Regions from separate parts of the Mus musculus genome. Here region 2 is linked to region 1. Evidence: chromatin loops called from intact Hi-C (ENCODE). Cell type or tissue: heart. All regions are shown on one strand. Each heading gives the region's core, and the rest is flanking DNA. Links, peaks and the distances in the headings are about the cores only. Region 1 overlaps Itprid2 (ITPR interacting domain containing 2). Region 2 overlaps Cerkl (ceramide kinase-like).

Region 1 (2,908 bases), core at 282-2,781:
AGGAGGAAAGTGAAGAAAGCAGAGAGGCTCACAGTCAGGAGAAGGACCCGCTCCGCAAGTCTGCTGTGACAGATCCTGACTTGGGTCATGATGGCCGCGTGTCCAGCCACTGCGAGCTGGAGAGCAGCAGTGAGCTGAAAAGTGCCCAGGCGTCTTCGAGCGAGAAAGAGCCTTGTGCACCCCTGACAATCCCATCCATACGGAACATAATGACGCAGCAGAAAGACTCCTTTGAGATGGAAGAGGTAGGCAAAAAAATTTCCTGGGGTTCCTTTGTAAGTAGATAGTCAGGAGGAAAAGCTCCAGGAGTGTTTATAGAAAGGCAGGTCGCCACCATTCATAACTGTGGAATAAACTCATCCTCCTGTTGACACTCCTGCTGCTGCTCCCAAACCAAGAGCTGGTTGAAAACTGTGTGCTGTGACGCCCCTCAGGCTCAGCTGGCATCTATCCAGTGACATCTTATCTGCCTAAGGCTTTGATAGCAGACAGCCTTGAGAGTGTATATGCAAATCCAAATCATTTCACTGCATAGCAGATCAAACAGGGCTGCAGTTCAGGCTTCAGGGGTCCCAGCGAGCAGGGCGAGGGTGAAGGCAACTTGTGGATGGATACTGGTGATGTGCCTGCCTGAGAGGAAAAGAAGGCTCTGGAAGGCTGCTGGACGGGGTTTTATAAGTCCAGATTAAACATTGGGCGACTTTGTTTTATCCATCGATACTCCTGCTAATTAACATAAAATCTAGAATTAACATAAAATTAAAATAAAATCAAGACTGTAAAAATACTCGGGAGGTTTATCCAGAACTCATCGGCACAGGGACTCGCTGCTATACAGTATTTAGCTGTGTGGACCAGGGCACTATACTGTGGGAGGGACTGTGCTTGGCCCAAGGAGAAAAGCTCAAAAATGCTGTCTTTTGTTCCACAGGAAGAAGCTGAGGTATCTGTGTTGTGGCTATGCATAATGTAATATGTAATTTCTCTTATTGAAAATATGGAAGATTTGCTTTGGTAATAGTTCCTGTTAGCTTCAGAATCACGTTTTCTCTCTGGGCTTGGAGAGTAAATAATGGTGCCCTAATGTTCTCTTCGCTGACTTTTGTATTAGTCACATTAGTGTTGACTTTTTATTTATTTCAAAGTTTCAGTTGCTGATAGAGTTATTTATGTTTTTGGTGGCTTCTGCATTTTTTATATGTTAATTATGGCTAAAGAGTAAAGTGAAGGAATAGAAGAAGCTCTGTGGAATGTTGTCCATTTTCTTGTAGGCTACTTTTCCCTAAATTACTAAAGTGATTTCTGCCTTAGCAGTGTGAGCGTGGGAGAGGATTCTGATGCCAGCTTGCAAACCCTGGCTCTGGCCTGCTGATTTCTGTTGAGTGTTGTTTTGGCCCAGCTGGTCCTAAGGACTGAGCATAAGTTCAGCCCTTCCTGTGCCCACTCCTTCGTGTTGAGTGGCTCCTGCAGCTTCCATACTTTAGCCCTGCACCGAGCTATGCAAATCTAAACAGTGTGCAGTGGCTGGGAATTTCATGCTGGTGACTCAGTTTTGGATAGCAGTAGGTTGACAGTGTCCTTTTTGTAATCTCTAGGTTTTTAAAAGAACTCAAATTCTAAGCAGAAGTGTAAGGCTTGTCAAATGGTGGGTGCAGTTTGGTGGCACTCACCTTTTTGCTTGCGCCCCCTGCTGGAAAAAACATTAATGACAAAATAACGTGAACCCTTTTGTGAAGTGAAGATTAACATGAATAGTTAAGGAATGTTAGATACTCTGTGTGTGTGTGTGTGTGTGTGTGTGTTGTCACTAGGAATGGTGTTGTATGTTGGTAGTAACTAGCATCCAAAGGATTGAGGCACAGTGACCATGAGTTTGAGATAAGCTGAAGCTACATAGCAAGCTTTAGGCTCGGAGCCTGGTGTACCTATTAAGATATTTTCTCAAATATGTATGACAAATTCACTTTCAACTTTGTCTATTGGAAATAGAGGAACTTTAAGGATAATGAATCCTTGCTTTTTTCATATCTATTTAAAATATTTATTAAAAACCTCCTAGAATTGTGTTTTTTTCCTTTGGAAACTTTGCAGAAACTTCTAGAACAATGGATAAAGCAGGGAAATGTGTTATTTTCATTTCCTCTGAGGCATGATATGAATTGTACTAGCAGACAAACAGTCTTCCCAAGGCCGGCTTGCATCCCATCTGGAGTAGCCTGTGCACGTCTCTCTGGCACTGCTTTGGTTGGGATCTGATCACCGAGGAGAGCATTTGCTTCTGTGTGAGCAGCGAGTAGATACAGGTTAGAGCTCTCTGTCTCTCAGAGCCAGCTCACAGGAGAGCCCTCAACTGCAGCAGCTCCAGCTGGGGCTGGAGTCGGAAGGAAGGAGGCTGCAGTCTGGCTTTGTGGGTGAGGCTGCCTAATCAGGTGAGATAGGAGGGAAGCCTGAGGTGGCCAGGACCTAGCAGGATGCCATTTAAGTGTGAAGAGCGCTTCACAAAGGAGGAGACTGAGTGAGACAGGCTAGAAGCAGAGAATGCCTTTCTTATATTTAAGAAATGAAAAACAGGAAAAAAAGTTTGTAGACTGTTTTAGTTAAAAGTCAACTTGCCTTCTAAAAAAATGTTTTAGAGTATCCAGAATTATTCAGAAATTCTACACCTTTTGTCATTTTTTGGTTGGGGTGTGGGAAAGGATTTTAATTCTTAGTGGTTCGGATCTCTCTCTCTCTCTCTCCCTCTCTCTCCCTCCCTGTCCCCCCTTTCTCTCTCTCCCTGTCTCTCTCTCCCTGTCTCTCTCCCTGTCCCCCCCCTCCCTCTCTCTCTCCCTGTCTCTCTCTCTCTCCCTGTCCCCCCTCTCTTTCTCCCTGTCCCCCCCTCTCCCTGTCTCTCTCTCCCTGTCCCCCC
Region 2 (2,908 bases), core at 243-2,742, 270 kb before region 1:
AGTTAGAAAACTCTTACTTTCAGAAATTAGAAAAATTGATTCAGGCAAGCAATAACGGATCCCTGATTTATCGGATGACAATTAGGCTATTTACATAATCCTAAACTTCACCCTTTACAAGCTACTGAAGCAGCTTTGTAAAGTTGTGAGATGTGAGATTCTGCATCTGATGAGAATACTGTTGCTGTCTCTTAACCAGGAACTGAGCAGGCAAATGTCTCCTTTGCTTTCACTAAACCAGGCCAGAGCCAGGAGCTGGCTTCAAGCTTCAGGTACCAAGAGTCAGAAGTAAATCCATCCTTGTCCATACACGTGTAGAGATCTACATTAGCCGGAAGGTCTTTTCGTTTGTAAACAGACAGTATCCATGCAGTTGGCGTTATAAAAACTGAATTTAATTTCTCCATTTTCTATGGTCCTAGTTTCGTCACCAACACCTCCATGCCTGCTGTGTATCAGGCAGAAGCAGGGGATCTGAGGTTCCATGAGTGAAGCCCTTGTCCTTACAAAGATGGCATCCTAATGGATGGACACAGAAACGAATTCAGATTTGGCCAGAAGGCATTCTACAGACAAAATTACAGCAAAGAAGAGGGAGAAGGTGACTCCCTGGTAGGAAAAGTCAGGTCTTCCAGAACTTTCCAGTTATTTCTAGGGACTTTGTTTTTTTTTTTTTTTTTTTTTTTTTGCTGCTTAGAAAGAGATACATGGTAAATTTTGAGCAAAGCAGTAATAAAACCTCTGGTTTTTAAGTAGGCTCACTCTGGCCTCGGTGTAGAGGCTGGAGTTCTTAGCAGAGCCACAGGAAGGCAAAATTAGTGCTGCTGGCTAAGGTTCTGAGTAGAATAAGATTGTTCTTGCATCAGTGTGGGTGCCATAGATGGTAACATTAGATTTTGCACCTATTTTAAAAGTGAAACTGAAACAGAGAGAAACAATGTGGCCACCAGTTCTTATACACAGTTTATCTCTCTGCTTCTCCCATATCTATCCACCTTTGGGCACTTTTCCCCTTTGGTGTCATATCTAAAGTGTCAGAACTTCTTCCACTTTAAAAATATATGAAAAATCTAATGTTAACGTATATGGCACCTACACTGATCAGGGCCCAGTTGGACTATACAAAGAGGTCTGGATCAGCTAGGGCTGTATAGTGGGACCTTGTCAAAAACAACAGCAGTCACAGGAAATTTATTATGGGAGAGTGTGGATAAAGTAAAAGACTCAAAAGACTTTGATGGATTTGACACAGATACTAAGAGAACATGTGTGAAAATAACAAATTGCACCCCAGCAGAGTATAACAGAATAAGTGCCAATAGCAGCTTTAGTCCTTAAGGGGAAAACAACAACAACAACCACACCCCCGGCACTTATACAAGGCAGTGCGAACTGGAGGCCTGAAGAATTGGAGTCAGAGCTGAGAGCTTTTAAGGGTGAGAGGAGAGAGGAGGAAAGAAGATAGCAGCAGCTCCAGGAATGAATGGTTCATAGAGGTGGTCACCCTGTTAGAGGACTGCAGGGGGAGCTGTAGGCCCTCAGGAGAGCTGGGTCACTCGTAAGGCAGGAGTGAGTCCAAATATCCTGTGTGTGTATGTGTGTGTGTGTGTGTGTGTGTGTGTGTGTGTGTGTGTGTGTGTGTGTGTGTGTGATAGGCAAGTGAAAGTGTAGACGTTGCTGATGGTGGGCCATTCTTCCCAGAGGACAGAGTGAGGGTGTCTGGAGCTGTAGGAAGCAGGAACCAGTGCTGGGTTAGTCCTTCAGATCATGGGAGGATGAGGTCAGTAAGGAAGAGTCTTTCTTCTTTGGTGCTGGGCTAGAAGTCACACTGTTTCTAGTTCTGGCTAGAAGGTCTGCTCCTAACGAGTCTGGATGTGAGAACGTCTCTCTTCAGCCTCTGGCAACACTAGCTGAGGAGCAACATTGCCCAAGGCTAGAGCTCTCCACAGACCATCCTGGTCAGCTGATTATGCTGTCCAAACCTGAAGCCAGATCCCTGGGAGGCCTTACGGCAATGCTTTCCTTTGCCCCAAAGGGCTTCGGTGGAAATGTGAGTTTGAGAAGCTTCTATAAACAGAGTAAAAAGGTAAACAAGGGACAGAACCTAAAATCTTCATCTGCTTTTTCCAGGACATCTAGCTCCCCTCCTGGGAGGCAAACACTGAGAAGGCTCTGGGAATCCTTCCATAGGCACACACAAGCAGTCTGCCTATGCACTCTAAGTCTTTATATGTCATATTTGTTTCTGGTCAGGGTTTTTAAAGATGATTTCGGGGCTAGTGAGATGGCTCAGGACTTAAAGCTCCCACCTCCAAGTTGGATGACCTGGGTTGGATTCTCTTTGACAAAGGATATGCGATTACGATGTCTATTTCATTCTAGTTTCAATTTAGTAAACATTTAGTGAGAAAGGTTGGACTATGAAAATATTTAAAAAGTTGCTTCCATTTTTCTGCAAGCTTGTACATCACGCCATATTTGTCAAGTGAGTTCTGTGTTTCCCTGGTTGTTTTCATCATAACAGTAGTTTGGCCTGGAGCAAAATCATGATTGCTTGTTGTATAGTGAGAAATACATTCCACAGTCTCTTTGCCCTTGCATTTTTATTTATGACATTTCCTTCATGCTGAGGTTTCTCAGTACTTACCACTGAGTTTCTCTCACATTTATTCTCTGATCTCTGAGTCTTATGTCATATTTAAAAGTCCTTTGGGACTTTAAACACCTCTATTTCTCTTTTAATACTTTTATGGTCTCAACTGCATATTCTTAAAAATTCTATCTGAAATTTATTCTGGTAGAAAAAATAAAAGGAAAAGTTGACTTTATATTTTCTCCACTTGGCAGTCCACCTGACCCAGCATCACTCATTAACTGATCAGCCTTTTCCCATGGATTCTGTTTGTTT

The links. Peaks named below come from ENCODE experiments on the same cell type or tissue, not always from the same donor. Only the 100,000 strongest peaks of a DNase experiment are listed, where the experiment ranks them.
Region 2: it touches region 1 in a loop (2.5-fold over the local background); 10 of 42 quality-filtered maps call a loop at or near these places.

The regions. Positions count from the first base shown.
Region 1 is chr2:79,644,864-79,647,771 of GRCm38, forward strand. Itprid2 (ITPR interacting domain containing 2) reads left to right here. Exons shown (of 18, transcript NM_080558.4): 8 at 1-245. Among named protein-coding and RNA genes, the nearest start is that of Itprid2, 11 kb to the left of the region's middle. In heart, for the core only: a CTCF peak has its summit at 1,693 (motif pointing left); no DNase peak of the experiment used is centred there; H3K27ac peaks cover 303 bases.
Region 2 is chr2:79,371,083-79,373,990 of GRCm38, forward strand. All of the region lies in intron 2 of Cerkl (ceramide kinase-like), which reads right to left. Among named protein-coding and RNA genes, the nearest start is that of Gm22606, 24 kb to the left of the region's middle. In heart, for the core only: a CTCF peak has its summit at 1,499 (motif pointing right); no DNase peak of the experiment used is centred there.